Regions from separate parts of the Homo sapiens genome. Here region 2 is linked to region 1. The links are chromatin contacts, found by Hi-C in ENCODE. All regions are on one chromosome and are shown on one strand. Each heading gives the region's core, a stretch centred on a gene start or an enhancer-like site at or near the end of the contact. The rest is flanking DNA. Distances are from core to core; before and after follow the strand shown. Region 1 has its middle 56 kb from the start of LINC01852. Region 2 holds the start of EIF2AK4 (eukaryotic translation initiation factor 2 alpha kinase 4).

Region 1 (7,607 bases), core at 2,163-4,662:
CAAGAGTCTAGTGGGACTTACCAGACACTACCAGGGTGATATCTAAAACAGGTCAGGTGATTTTTTTTTTTTTTTCAGACACAGTTCAAGCGATTCTCCTGCCTCAGCCTCCCAAGTAGTTGGGACTACAGGTGTGTGCCACCACGCTAACCTAATTTTTTTGTGTTTTTAGTAGAGATGGGATTTCACCATGCTAGCCAGGATGGTCTCGATCTCCTGACCTCTTGATAAGTGATTATTTCTTTAGGATTTTAAATAATTTATAATGGGAGGGATACAAAGAGGGAAAGCTAGATGAGCAGCTAAGATGGCCGTCAGTGTTTAGTGTGTCTGTGAACAAAGAGAAAGAGATTGTCTTCAGCATCAGCATTCCTTAAGTGGGCATTTCTCCTGGAATTTGTAGCCCTGATTTTGTTGAAGGTTTCACCAAGCCAGATCCATTGAAAAACTGTGTTTATTACTTTGGTTTTTCAGGGTAGAATTTCAAATTTGGTTTGATGCTCCAAATGTGTTGGTGATCTATACATTCAAGGCAGTGTGCTAGGTGCTGGGGGTACCAAAGATGAACAAAATGTAATCTTTGTCCTGAAAGAGTTCAGTGTCTACTGAGATAGATGCATATACTCTTAACAACGGTGTATTTTATAGCACTTTATAGTCAAAAAACACTTTCACGTAAATGATCTTAATTGGTCTTCACAATAGCCTAATGAAGTAAGTAGAGTCAGTATTGTCAGCCCATTCTACAGATAGACAATTAGATTAAAAACAATGCCTATTGTTTGTCTGGAGATTTACACTATGTTAACTCCATCCTCTATGTTACTGTCCTTAGGCAATCAATCAACAAGGTTTGTTGATTCTATCACCTACATGTCCCTGTAATTTCTCTCACTATTTCCACCACCACTGCCTTAGTTGAAATAAGTTCATCCTTCCTTGCCCAGGCTATTTCAATAACCTCCTAATTGGTCCCCCTGCCTACAATTTCTACCCACTCCAATCTGCCACAGAATTATCTTTCAAAAACAGCAATGATCATACCACTCAGCTGAAAAATTCTTGCTGGCTCCTCTCTCCACCAACATATGCATGGCATAAAGGCACTTCACAAGGCTCCCCCAATAAAAACTTCAAACCTTACCTCTTGATGTTGATCAACCCTGCCCCCTTGCTAAATACACACAGACTAGATGCTCCAGCTACACTAAACTTATCATATTTTTTCAACCCAATGATTGTTGAATATGAGTATCTACCAAACATTGCATGAGACTTGCTCATATTAACATTTTTAAAACCCAAAATTCAAATTAAACTGGCCATCCTGCTTTTTTCTTTGTTAAATCTGAGAACTCTAGTTCCTACAGACCTAAAATCCAGCTCTTATACCCCCTGGCCATTAAGCACTACCGCATGTGCAGTATCTAGTGACAACCAAGGCTGAAATTCCCACCCTGCCTTCATGGAACTTCCAGATGAGCAGAGAAGGTACAAAAACTATTTCTAGAATTGATATTTAACACTCAAAGCCTACATGTTTTTGATAAACATTGACGTGGTAAACTACAGGCCCAAGGACATGTCATGTACTCATCACATAGGAGAAAATAAATCCAAAACATTTTTTCAGTTGCCTAATGATAAGAATATATTGAAGGCAGTCTGAAAAGCTTAGTTGAAAATGTCTCGGTTACACTTTTACTCAAACTACTACAATATTGAGATCAGCGTAACCTTGGTCAAATTGCTTAACTCTTCTGTACTTCCTTTTAAAGTGTGCACGGGGGAGAGAATGGGGCAAGAGTAGGAGGGTAACCAAACTCTCTTGCCTAATGAAATGACTGTCAAGCTAAACGTGTAATATTAATATGTATTCAGACGAGGGCAGAGGCAAAAGTCAGGCGAGGAGCATTAATTAACAAGTTTTCAGTTCTTGTTGCAGAATGCACAAACCTGGAATTGGAGCCAGGAGATTGCAAAAATGATTCCAGATCTGCATGGTAACAATTTAGACTGACTTCCACTCCTGCCTGAAATTTTGCAGCAGAGGAAGTTCTTTCCCTGGCCGTCTGCCTTCCCCCGCCTCCTCCATCCCCCAGTACCTCAGGCCTCTCACTCCCCACATCTGTTTCCAAGCCAGAGAGCTTAGGGTCACAGCATGGCGCAATAAGCAGCATTAGCAGGCAGCATGAATCAGTGGCAAACCTTTGATTTTAATCCCTTGCCTCTCCTAGAGAGGAAGTGTGGTCTAGTGGTTAACCCACTGAAAAAGCAGCTAGAAGGCAAAATTCCTGGTCCTCTCCATGCCCTTGTTCTATTCTTATTGGGACACGCTGCCTGTCAAACATACTTTTTTTTTTTTTTTTTTTTCCAGCGTCCCTCTACTACATTATTCCCTCAACTGGCTTTATCATAAAACACATGCAGGAAACTGGTTAAACAATTCCTTAGCCTTATTCCAGAATCTCCCAGGGAAAGGCCTGGGAATCTCCATTTTTAACAGTTACTACAGATGAGTCTTTATAATCAGCCTCAGCTCATCTGTATGCCCGTTATACGTCACACCAGGCGAAGAAGAAGCAAGCTTTAAAGGAAACCTAGCCAGGGAACTGAGGCGAAAAGAGTGTATCTACAGAACGATTTGCTTTTACAAGCCCATGTGAGAAAGACGAAAGAGTAGGACAAGGAGATCCGGACTCTAGTTCTGGCTCTGTGTTTCCAGATCTGTGCGAGCATGGACAGGTCAGTGAAACTCCCCTGGTGGCATTCTCATCATCTTAAAAATAAAAGTGATTAGATCATCTCTTTCAGTTCTGTGATTCAATGAATTATTTCTGTGATTTCACAGAAATGCCAAGATGGGCTCAGAAAATCTCTTTTCCTGAAAATGACAGCGGGTGCAGTCACGGAGGTGTGGGCTGACTTGTTTGGGGTTGTGGGAAGACAATGGAGACAAGTGGCAGCCGGGAGGTTTGGGGCCATGGCCGCAAGGAGATTTCTCCCCTCCCTTCTCTCTTAAGGCTCTGCAGCTGGCCTACTTATGCAAAGGCTTTGGTTCCTCTTTCCTTTTTAAAAGCTTTTCTGATTCGTACATTCCCCTGAGGAGCAGAGATTCATCATTTTGCGGAGAACTTGCACACGCTTTCCTGAAAGGAAGAAAGGAGGGAGGGATGGGAGGGGTTGGGTGGATTAGTGAGTAGGCTAGGGTTGGTTGCCAAAGAAATGAGTCTCTCCATGTGTGATAAACATATAACCATCACATTGTTGGCTCTGAATATGCCCAGCAAAACCCTTTGTCCCACTTCCACAATGCCTAGAAGTGTGTTCTCGTTAGTGGACTGGACATCCGCCTACGCATCTGTCTCTGGAGCATTTGGGCATTCTTCCACCCCAGAACAAGTGGGGGTGAGTGAGGAGAAGGAGGAGTGAGTCATGACTGTAGGAAAAGGATGTCTTATGAAGCCAACGCAGAACTAGCTTCCTAGAAACATCATGACAGGTCCCATAAAGCCCACGTTTGGTTCTAATTATAACATGCCCACATTTGAGCATTTTTACAGTTTTCCCATGGTAACAACAGGGTTTCTGAGGAAGAGGACTTTGACTCAAATGTGCTCTATATGTCTAATAGTGTGAGCTGGTTGGACTAAAAAAAAAAGCAGTTATTTTTGCTATTTTACAAAGGAGATACTACTGGCTTGTCTATGCCTATTAACACAGCTATAAATGGGGGATAAGCACATGATATAAATAGGTCAAAATGAGCCAGATAAAATTTAAAAGATATTTTTTAAAGGCCAGGATGAGCAATGTAAACAAAATCAGAAAAAAATAAAAATCTTAAATAAGTGGAATTTGTTTTCCCCCTCAACTTGTGACAAATGGCAAGCTAAAAATAAACAAATAAGCAAGGATTTATTTAAAAAGCAACTTTGGAAGGACGCTTTGAACCATTTAATTCTGGCTCCATAGGCTACACATTCTGATCCTATTAAACCAGGACTGCTCTTTCTGGAGACGATCATAAAGCAGAGCACACATCTTTGAAAAATCAAGTTATGTTCAAGCATGATTTTAGTACCATGTGTTATTTTATTTTATTTACAAAATCTTTGAAAATGGCTAATTCTGAGAAAGTTATTCACAATCATTTGAAATTATATCTTAGTCCTTTGTTATTTTAGACAAATGAACATTTTATTTTTTGAATTAATTCTTTCCTATTTTTTATTATTTAGATACCAGAGATACTAGCCAGAACCTAGGAGACTGGAGTGAAAACCCTTTCTTCCTTTAGTATGAGGGATTCCAGGCTGGAATAACTAGATCTAGGAGACATCATGAGGCAAGAGGGATTTCCCAGGCTACGCTGGAGACAGAGCTGAGGAATAGTGTGTACTCCTGCGTGAAGCCGGCTTGGAGCTGGTTGGAATTTTTTTTTTTAACTCTCTGCAAAGCTGGCATATGTGGCATTTAGAAAAGGAAGAGAAATTCTGCCTATCCATTTTGCAAGATTATCAAATGAGACTTTACTCTGTAAATCTCAGCAGTTATGAAAGTTGGCATGGTTTTTAAACCCCACCACAGGAAGTGGTGATGATCAGAAAACATGTTGGCCATGTTTTGAAATTTTCCAGAAGTATAAGAGATTCTCTTCCTGTATAAATAATAATGACCTCAGGTTTAGTAACTTCTTAGGAAATGATTAAGGCAAAAAGATACATACCTTCCTCAATTTTAGTTTCTTCAGATAAATCCTTGGAATTTTGTATGATAAATTCAGGAAGTTTATTATGGTTTATTTTCATGACAAATGAAGAAATATTAACATGTGCTTGTTTTCCCCCATTTTAAGCATATTTACTTATTTTTACAACAAAATGCCCTCTTACCAAAATTTGGGCTAGAGCAGTAATGTTTTGAGGTGGGACCCCAATATATTGTGGATATTATAGTTGTTGATCAAAGTAATCAGTTGGCATCTGGTGAAGCAAAATATAATAGCTAATTTTTGTATAACGTATATAGCTTACTATGTGCCAGGCACTGTTTCCAGTACTTATAAAAATTGCCAGTATTGTAGATAATCCTCAAAACCACCTTGATTCCCATTTACAGATGGAAAAACAGAGGCACGGATAGGTTATGTAACTTGCCCTGGGTCACCAGATGATAAGAGAAGGAGCTGGGCTACAACTCTGGTAATGTGTTTCATCAGTCCAACCTCTTAATCACCATGTGATATTACCTCTTTGAAAAACTACCAAGAGCCCATTATAGAAAACAGAGCTGAGAGGAATGCATTTAAAAGACTCAAATTCTTGAAACTTAGTCTCAAACACAGACAAGCACTTTTTGAGAAATAGTCAGTAAGAGGAATATGCTTCTAGTGTCAAGAAGAGGAGTTCTTTGGCATGACTGTAGACACCTAAGGTCTTAGATATTGCTTGAATGAGTCATAAGAGGACAAAGGCCATTACTTCATCTTCTTTATCAACTGAAATATCATCCTTATGAAGTATCATAAAAGTGTACTTCCTGTCTATAAGGAACTTGTGGTTTGATAAGATAAAGGTAATTGTTGACATTTGATAAGCCCTTGTTGCAAAACTGCTGTAGATAGGGCATGTAAAAGTGAATAAGCCATCATGCTTGTTTTCAAGGTGGCTGCAGCCTGGATGGGAGATGGATAGTCACCACTGGGTGTGGTAGATGTCATGGCAGGTGGAAGAGAAGGAGTCTGTGAGAGCAGCAGGAGGGGCTCCAGCCTACGCAAGGGATTCCAGGATGTCTTCCCCAAGGACATAGTGCCTGACTGAAGTCCTTCAGAATGGTTTCCCCCCATTTCCACATCGCTCTTCCCTTCTCATCCATATCTGAATTTATAAGTAGTAGCTGTAAATACATGATCTGTTCTTATTTCCTACTCATATGTCTTCCTTCCCACTTACCTCCCAGGTTAGATGCTTGGATCAAGCTCAGCAGAAAAGAGCTAAGAAGCATTGGAGTAGGACAGCTGAATGCCTGGGAATAGATAATTTTTGCATCTGATGCACCCTATCTGTTTGGAGACCACACTACCTTAGCATTCTATGCAGATGGATCTCCTGGCTACTGACCACTTACCTGAGCTTCTTTTTCTTCTTTCTTTTTTATATTGCACATTGTAATTGTACATATTTATGAGGTATATATAATTTAATGTGTACATATATATGTTTTATAATGATCAAATCAGATATTTAGCTTATCCATCACTCATATATTTATCATTTCTTTGCTGTGAGAAACTTCAAAAGTCTCTCTTCTAAGCTATTTTGTAATATACAGTGGCTTACTGTTAACCATCATCACCCAAATGTGCAATGAAACACCAGAACTTATTCCTTCTATCTTATTCTAACTTTGTACCCCTGAGCTTTCTGTTAGTGTTGAGATTTCCTCTAATTTTACCTTCGTTTGCTTCTCGTTTCCCCATATATTCACATGATCTGATTTCTGCTTCCTTGCTTAGTTCCTGTCTCTCTGCTAACTCTAACCTTTGATTTATGTTTTCTTTTGGAGGGCCTTAAATTATATTTTTGCCCCTTGATTTACACACTACCTCCATGCCTCCTGACATGTGCACTCATATATTCCATTATGTCAATTAGGAATTTGAATCTTGGGAGCAGATAGAACTTAGTGCTAGATGCCCAAGAATAGAATCCAAAGTAAAATAGAAATCTTACTGCTCTCCCTTAACTAGAGAAAACTTCTGGGAGAGAAGTAATCTTGAAAATCTTTGACTGTTAACGGCTGTTATATATTGGAACATAGCCTTTTGATGAAAAAGGACTGCTTTAGACTTAGGTAGGCAATTTTAGTTGACAGTTATGTGCATTCCCTTTTTATTTTATTTACATTTTTTAATTTCTTTTTTATTATTATACTTTAAATTTTGGGATACATGTGCAGAACGTGCAGGTTTGTTACATAGGTATACATGTGCCATGTTGGTTTGCTGCACCCATCAACCTGTCATCTACATTAGGTATTTCTCCTAATGCTATCCCTTTCCTAGCCGCCCACACACTGACAGGCCCCAGTGTGGGATGTTCCCCTCCCTGGGTCCATGTGTTCTCATTGTTCACCTCCCACTTATGAGTGAGAACATGTGGTGTTTGGTTTTCTGTTCCTGTGTCAGTTTGCTGAGGATGATGGTTTCCAGCTTCATCCATGTCCCTGCAAAGGACATGAACTCATCATTTTTTATGGCTGCATAGTATTCCTTGGTATATATGTGCCACATTTTCTTTTCTTTTTTTCTCCAAGACAGAGTCTCTCTCTGTCACCCAGGCTGGAGTGCAGTGGCGCAATCACGGCTCACTGCAACCTCTGCCTCCCAGGTTCAAGTGATTCTCCTGCCTCAGCCTCCCAAGTAGCTGGGACTACAGGCACATGCCACCATGCCCAGCTAATTTTTTTTGTATTTTTAGTAGAGACGGGGTTTCACTGTGTTAGCCAGGATGGCCTCAATCTCCTGACCTTGTGATCCACCTGCCTCGGGCTCCCAAAGTGCTGGGATTACAGGCGTGAGCCACCGTGCCCAGCCCACATTTTCT
Region 2 (7,607 bases), core at 2,814-5,313, 1.8 Mb before region 1:
TCCAGCTCTCATGGAACTTCAGTCTGGTGGGGGAAAACAAACATAATAAACACATAAGTACAAGCTTAGAGAGTGCCGTTGAAGAGATGACGTGGTGCTCTCCTTAACAAACGACTTGGGGTGTGAGGGTATATACTTAAATGTGGTTATCAAAGAAGAACTATCTGAGGATGTAGCATTGAAGCTGAGACAAGCCAAGAGACCAAGCATTCCAGGCAAGGAAAAAAAGAGACTTGAAATACATTTGAGAATTATTTCATTCAGTAACAATTTTTGAAAGTTTTTTGTTTGTTTTACCAGGCACTGGGCTTGTAGGAATGGCATTTCAAATGAGTGGAAGACACTGAAAAATTCAATTGCCTATATTTGTCTAGCTGCCTAGCTGGAGGAGGAGGGATGCACACGGGGAGGTGGCCTAGGCCCGTACTTTGATGGAACGAAGAACTTAAAAAAAAAAACCTACTTATATCTTTATTTGATGAAAATTTAAAAACGAAGTCATGAACAAGTTAAAAGTAAACTTTGACGAATTTGGTTTTTAGTAACATTGGAACAGAGGGGGAAAAAAAACCCACAGGGACCATAAAAGAAAAAAAAGGTCATTTTGACTCTATCAACATTTTTTAAATCACATAAATTACGTAAATAAATGCATATAATTAGGAGAAAAATATATGCATTATATGACCCAAAATGCTAGTTTTCTTAAGATATTTAGCTCTTACAAATAAACAAGAAAATGGACCACAGAGTAGAAAAATAAACCAGAGTATGAGCAGTTCACAGAAAAAGAAAAATCAATGGTTTGTAAACAAAGGTGTTCTAGATAATTTATAAATAAATAAAAATTAAAATGAGATATGTTTCATTTATGTGGCAAAGATGAAAAAGTCTAACATATATAGTATTGTTGAAGATAAAGGAAAACAAACACCACCATACACTACTGGGGGATCCAGGGATTGAAGCAAGTTTTTTGGAGGGATGTTTCCAAAAGCTATCAAATTATAAATGAGCAGACCTTTTGCTGCTGTGGAAAGCTAGCCAAAATAAGTTAGTAATTTGTAACTATCTATAAATTATAGATACTTTAAACTAGCAGTGTCTAAACTTTTTACAAATGCAAAAGTTTTTAGCATGCACCTCAAAATGTTATTTATAAATGATATACATATGCTACTAAACTGAAATTTATATTACAACACATCCCCACTAAAAGAAGTTGAAAAAAAAATCTAACCTGAATTTATTGGCAGCAAATTTAGCCTGAACTGACATGAGGTTAGTTATAGTGTTTATTTGTTCAGTGTGAAATTTGAGTATTTCTATGTTTCATTGTGTTTGATTTTCGATGCTGCCCCAGACACTGAGGAAGGTATTAGGTAATGTGTGGAATGTGCACACATAAACGTGAACAGAAGCACTTCTGAATTCTGAAACCCATCAAGTCTCAAGAGTTTTGGATAAAAGGCTGGGCACGGTGGCTCACACCTGTAATCCCAGGACTTTGGGAGGCGAGGCGGGAGGACTTGAGGTCAGGAATTCGAGACCAGCCTGGCCAACATAATGAAACTCCATCTCTACTAAAAATACAAAAATTAGCCAGGTGTGGAGGCGGGTACCTGTAATCCCAGCTGCTCAGGAGGCTGAGGCACAAGAATCGCTTGAACCTGGGAGGTGGAGGTTGCAGTGAGCCGAGATTGCTCCACCGCACTCCAGCCCGGGCGACAGAGAGAAACTCCCTCTCAATAAAGAGTTTTGGATAAAGGATTTTGGACCTGCATCACTTTTCCCTGGCAAATAGCAGGTGATAATAAGTGCTTGTTGAATGACTAAACTCTGATTCATCCTTGAGACCATCAATTATTTGCCTGCCAGTCCTATGAATGTGTTGAGGCCATTTGCCCGGTGTACAATAGGCCACAGACAGCTATTTAAATTCTTCTGCCTGCCTTCTATAGTTTTTGCTTTGGTTTGTCTAGTATTCCATCTTGTTATGAAAGCCACCAGCTATAAATTCTTGAGGTTATCAATATCCCTACCTAAAAGAAGTTGCTTTTTCTCTTCCATTTTTCTGCAGCCCTAGGAGCAGACAACTAAGCTTGTATAAAGTAAACAAACTAGTTCAGAATGAAGCCTTAGGAGCTTTGTGTTGAGTCCCATGTACACTTTGAGACACCTATTTTGGCTGCTTCTTGGGCCTACTTCCTGATTCTCAAGGTTTGGGAAGATAGAAGTTCCCCAGTCACCAACTTCTCTGTCATGTTAAGGGGAATAATTTATATTTTTACCATTTCAGGTTAAAAATAACTTCATATTATTAAGCATTAGAAAAGTAAGCTCCCTGAGGGCAAGGATTTTTGTCTGTTTTGCCCACAGCTGTATTCCTAATGCCTAAAACAAATATTTAATGAAGGAAGAAGCACCCTGAGTTTGAGAGAGAATATTTTGTCCTGATAGCTCCAGAAGATGGTATTTCTTGAGGAAATCCTGGATGTGTAGATAGAGCAGATGTTGTGAAATGCCAAAGTTAAAAGCAGATGAAGAGGCCAGGCGCGGTGGCCCACACCTGTAATCCCAGCACTTTCAGAGGCCAAGGTGAGAGGATTGCATGAGCTCAGGAACTTGATACCAGCCCGGGCAACAGAGCAAGACTCTGTCTCTACAAAAAATTAAAAAAATTAACCAGGTGTAGTGGCATGTGCCTGTAGTCCCAGGTACTTGACAGGCTGAGGCAGAAGGATTGCTTGAGAATAAGCTGCAGTGAGCCGTGGTCATGCCTCTGCACTCCAGCTTGGGAGACAGAGCAAGACCCTGTCTCAAAAAGAAAAAAAAAAAAAGCAGATGAAGTTAGAACTATGTTTTAAATGATAATATGATAATATTCAGAAATAGTTTGGTAGATCAACTCTTCAAGGATGGGGAAAAAACTGTCAGTATAAATACTTTATAACGTGCCTTAATTTCCAGACAAAAAGGCAAAATATTATTTTAAACAAAATGCCATTTTAAAAGGTCTAGAGCTAGAGCAAGCTGGTCTAACCCGAGGCCCATGGGCCGCTTTGAATGTGGCCCAACACGCATTCGTAAACTTTCTTAAAACATTGAGGTTTTTTTGCGAATTTTTTTTTTCTTTTAGGTCATCAGCTATCCTTAGTGTTAGTGTATTTTGTGTGTGGCCCAGGGAAGCCAAAAGATTGGACACTCCTTCTCTAGACTCAGTCTAGAACCCTCTCTCTACTACAGCTAAGATGAATGTGTGCTTTATTCTGAGCTAAATGTCTTAGAGGAAGGTGCAGAGGTATGGAAAGTTCCTCCATACCGGAAAACACAGTGAGGATGCCTGGGGAGTACAGAGGGAATTATGTGGCGTGCAGATTTGAATGCATGGATGAGACTTGAGAATTCTGATTGAGGACGTAAGGCCTGTGCGAGAGCCCAAAAAGCGTTCTCAGAACAAAGTAGCAAGGGGCGCGTATGAATTGCTGTGGTATCATCCGCAAGGGCTTTCAGAGGGGAAAAAGGACAAGGTTGGAAGGAGGCAGTTATGTTATGGGATGTAGGCAGGAATAAGAAGCAGTGCCAGGTAAGAGGGAGGAATCCAGGGGGATTCCTCTGGGGAAATCATGGGGAAAGGACTGTAGAAGAATTCGGCCTAGGTGGGATTCTGCAGACCAGCTGCAGGTGCAAGGACTAAAGTGAGCATGGGTGGAACCTAAGGGATGAAAAGACTGCAGGATCCTAAAGCGGCGGCCCAATCTGGAAGTGTCCGGGCTTTGGCCCAGGGCCCGGGGAGGCCAGGGCACGCCAGCCCGGGCCTGACAAGCCACGTTCCTACCGGTCCGCAAGCGTCCGGCCGCAGGTCTTGGAAGTCCGCGCCGTAAATGGCCTCCAGGGCCTGTAGCTCGTGGTCCTGTCGTTGCGGGTAGCTCTCCGGAGGCTCGTCCCGGCCGCGCCCGGGGGCCCCACGGCCCCCAGCCATGGCAGCGCTGCGCCCAAGGCAGGGCGGCCTTGCCTGGGCGGCGGTGGGCCCCCGGCAGCCTGCGGGGCGGGGCTCCGCGCTGGGGACGGGCTATGGGCGGTGTTCCACGCTGGAAACGGGCTCGTGGGCGGGGTTCCGCGCCGGGGACGGGCCGTAGGCGGAGCTCCGCGCCGGGAGCTAGCTCCGGAGGCTCCAGAAGCCCAGGCGAAGGAAGAAGGCAGGGGGACAGCTTTGCCCACATCCTGCTGGGGGAAGGGGAGCAAAGGAACTCCACGAACTTAAGAAATGAATCACAGATAGGAATGAAAACGCCACATTGTATAGTTTTCACGAAACAAGTATCTTTAACAGAAGTGCTTGCTGGAACTTCTCCACCCTGGCATGGCTAGTGCGGGAAACTCTTTTTTCTTTTTTTTGGCAGAGTTTCGGCTCTTGTTCCCCAGGCTGGAGTGCAGTGGCGCGATCTCGGCTCACTGCAACTTCCGCCTGCCGGGTTCACGCGATTCTCCTGCGTCAGCCTCCAGAGTAGCTGGGACTACAGGCGCGCACCACCACGCCCGGCTAATTTTTCTATTTTTAGTAGAGATGGTGTTTCACCATGTTGGCCAAGATGTTCTCGATCTCCTGACCTTGTGATCCGCCCGCCTCGGCCTTCCAAAGTGCTGGGATTACAGGCATGAGCCACCGCGCCCGGCCGGGAAACTCTTAAAGGGCAGACGTCGATGGGTTCTGAGGTCACTTCTAATTTCACCTTGTACCTTCCCAGAACAAGACTACCGGGAGTAAAAATTGTGACCCCCCCCACCCTCCTTCCTCCCACTTTAGTACCCCCAAACTTATTCTCTGAGCCACAGATTCAACACCCTCATTATGTTCTCTGTCTCTACATTCCCCAGCTTTGGGGATCTCCACTACCACCTTGCAAATTCAATTGAAAACTGTCTTTCCACTCAGGCATCTTTATGAGCTACCTTCCCATGAAGAGAATCATGTTCCCTTCCCAGTTCACTCAGTGTGAATTTAGGGAGTCTTTGTGTTATATCCTGCCTCAAGTCGTCGTTTTTCAAGTTTATAAAATAATAACCTGTCTACCCAGACATTGTTATTGCACTTCATCTTCAGTAACTTACTAATGCTGCATGTCCATTTCGAATAATCCTATTGTACTAACCCAAGTTAGGTTTAAGTGACGTTTCTTCTGTCTACCTTGCTTACTCCTCCACTGTTCACTAAATAATGATTGTGTAAATTCCTTGCTGCCATCTATCCACTCATTTCTGGCCAGATAACACAAATGCACTAGCTTGACCCAAGGCCAATTTAAATCATCATCTTCCCTCTGCTGGAGACCCGTTCCTTCTCCAGTGATCTCTGACTAGGTAAATGGCACCATTCAACTGAGTGTGATTCTGAATTCCCTTTCTCTCAACTCACATCCAAATAGTCACCACTTCTGTCCATCCACTACACTCTAACCCATTGCCACTAACTTAGTTCAGGCTACTGTCACCAATTCCCTGGGTTACTTCAATAACTCTCTTAATTAGTCACTGTCTTCATTCTTGCCCCACATTAAGCCATTCTTCCTATTGCAGCCAGAGTAATGTTTCTAAATTGCAAATATGGCCATTGCACTCTAATCCTTAAAATTACTCCATTTCTCTATTGGTCTTTAAAAAAATTCTTTTAAACCTATATTTATGAAAATGTCAAACATACTTAGAAGTAAACTCCTCTGTACTCATCATCCAGCTTCAACAACCATAGATATTTTGTCAATTTTATTTCATCTCTTCTCTCCATCCCTCAGGAGTGTTTTTTTTAAGTCTCAATCATATCATTTTAAAAAATAAATACCTAAGGATATATCTCTAACTAGAAAAGGAACCAACATAACATATTACTAATCTTATACCCTAAAAATGTAACCCTTTGGCCAGGGACAGTGGCTCACACCTGTAATCCCAGCACAAGGTGGAGGATCACTTGAGGCCAGGAGTTTGAGACCAGCCTGGGCAACATAGCGAGGCCCCATCTCTACAAAAAATAAAATAAAAAATTAGCTGGACGAGGTGACATGTAGTCCCACCCTCAGGAGGCTGAGTGGGAGGATTGCTTGAGCCCAGGAGTCCAAGGCTGCAGTGAGCTGTGATTGCACCACTGCACTCCAATCTGGGCAACAGAGTAAGACCTTGTCTCTTAAAAAAAAATTAACAATTTCTTAGCATCGTTTAATACCTAATCTATGTTCAAATATTTCCATTGTGTAAAATTAGAATCTATACTGGACGCTGGACCTATAAAAGATATAATTAAAACAAACAGCAAAATTTGAAAGGAATCTGTGGATTACATGGCAGTATTATACCAAATGCAGCATTAAGGGGGCAGTGACGTATTAAATATGCAGTTAGCTCCCAAATGATTCAGGAAAAAGAAGAGAGATGATGCTAAATCAAATGTAGAATGTTGAACATTGGAGAATTTAGGTGAAGGATATATGAGAGCTCTTTGAGTGACTTGAAAATTTTATGTAAGTTGGAAATTATTTTAAAGTCAAAGTTCAAAGCAAAAAAAATAAGAAACTGTCAAAGTGTTTTCCAAAGTGGTTGTACCACTTTATATTCCCATCAGTTTATGGGAGTTCCAGTTGTTCTACCTCTTTGCCAGTAATTGGTATTGTAATGTTTTTAATCTTAAACATAGTAATTGGTGCTTAGCAGTATCTCAGTGTGTCTTAACTTGCATTATCCTAATGATTAATGATGTTGGGCATCTTTTCATGTGATTATTTTCCATTCATATATCGTCTGTCTTCTGTTTTTATTCACATCTTTGGTGCATTTTAAAAATTTTGTTTTTGTTTTCTTATTAACTTTTGAGAAATATTTATATATTCTGGACATGTATTTTTTTTTTTTTTTTTGAGATGGAATCTCACTCTGTCACCGAGGCTGGAGTGCAGTGGTGCGATCGCAGCTCACTGCAACCTCTGCCTCCCGGGTTCAAGCAGTTCTCCTGCCTCAGCCTCCCGAGTAGCTGGGATTACAGGCATATGCCACCACGCCCAGCTAATTTTTGTAGTTTTAGTAGTGACGGGGTTTCACCATGTTGGCCAGGCTGGTCTTGAACTCCTGACCTCGTGATCTGCTCGCCTCAGCCTCCCAAAGTGCTGGAATTACAGGTGTAGGCCACTGCACCAGGCCGGACATGTCTTTTATCAGATATGTGACAGGCAAAAATATTCACCCAGTCTGTGGCTTGCTTTTTCATTCTCTTAACTGTATTTCAAAGAGCATGTTTCTTACTTTAGAGGACATTTAATTTGTCATTTTTTTCTTACATGAATTATGTTTTGCAGTCATATCTAAGAAATATTTGCCTATCCCAAGGCCAAAAAGGTTTTCTTCTATGTCTTCATCTAGATAGTGTTAGATTTTACCTTTTGGCCTATCATCCATTTTAGTTAAAAACTTAAGCATATACCTACTATATGAAACAGCAATTCCATCCCAGGCATTTACCCAAGAGAAACAAAAGCGTATGTCCATACAATGACTTGTATGTAAATATTTGTAGCACCTTAATTTGTAATATCCCCAAACTGGAAACAAACCAAATGCCC

The links. A loop is a pair of places that touch in the nucleus more often than their neighbours do. Pooled maps may share reads with other maps.
Region 2: a loop to region 1 is called in a pooled map, with 2.1 times the contacts of the local background. The contact joins the promoter of EIF2AK4 here to the enhancer-like site in region 1. A Hi-C loop is called at or near these places in 2 of 50 pooled maps.

Annotation. Positions count from the first base shown.
Region 1 is chr15:38,125,481-38,133,087 of GRCh38, reverse strand. No RefSeq gene overlaps it. Among named protein-coding and RNA genes, the nearest start is that of LINC01852, 56 kb to the right of the region's middle. RefSeq lists enhancers at 2,767-2,896, 3,027-3,076. Within about 2 kb of position 3,412, at least 29 of the 41 ENCODE cell types and tissues checked have a DNase peak (open chromatin) inside an H3K27ac peak, as active enhancers do.
Region 2 is chr15:39,930,571-39,938,177 of GRCh38, reverse strand. It overlaps EIF2AK4 (eukaryotic translation initiation factor 2 alpha kinase 4), which reads right to left and starts at 4,063. Exons shown (of 39, transcript NM_001013703.4): 1 at 3,839-4,063. The coding sequence starts at 3,982. RefSeq lists a silencer at 3,781-4,190 and an enhancer at 4,211-4,350.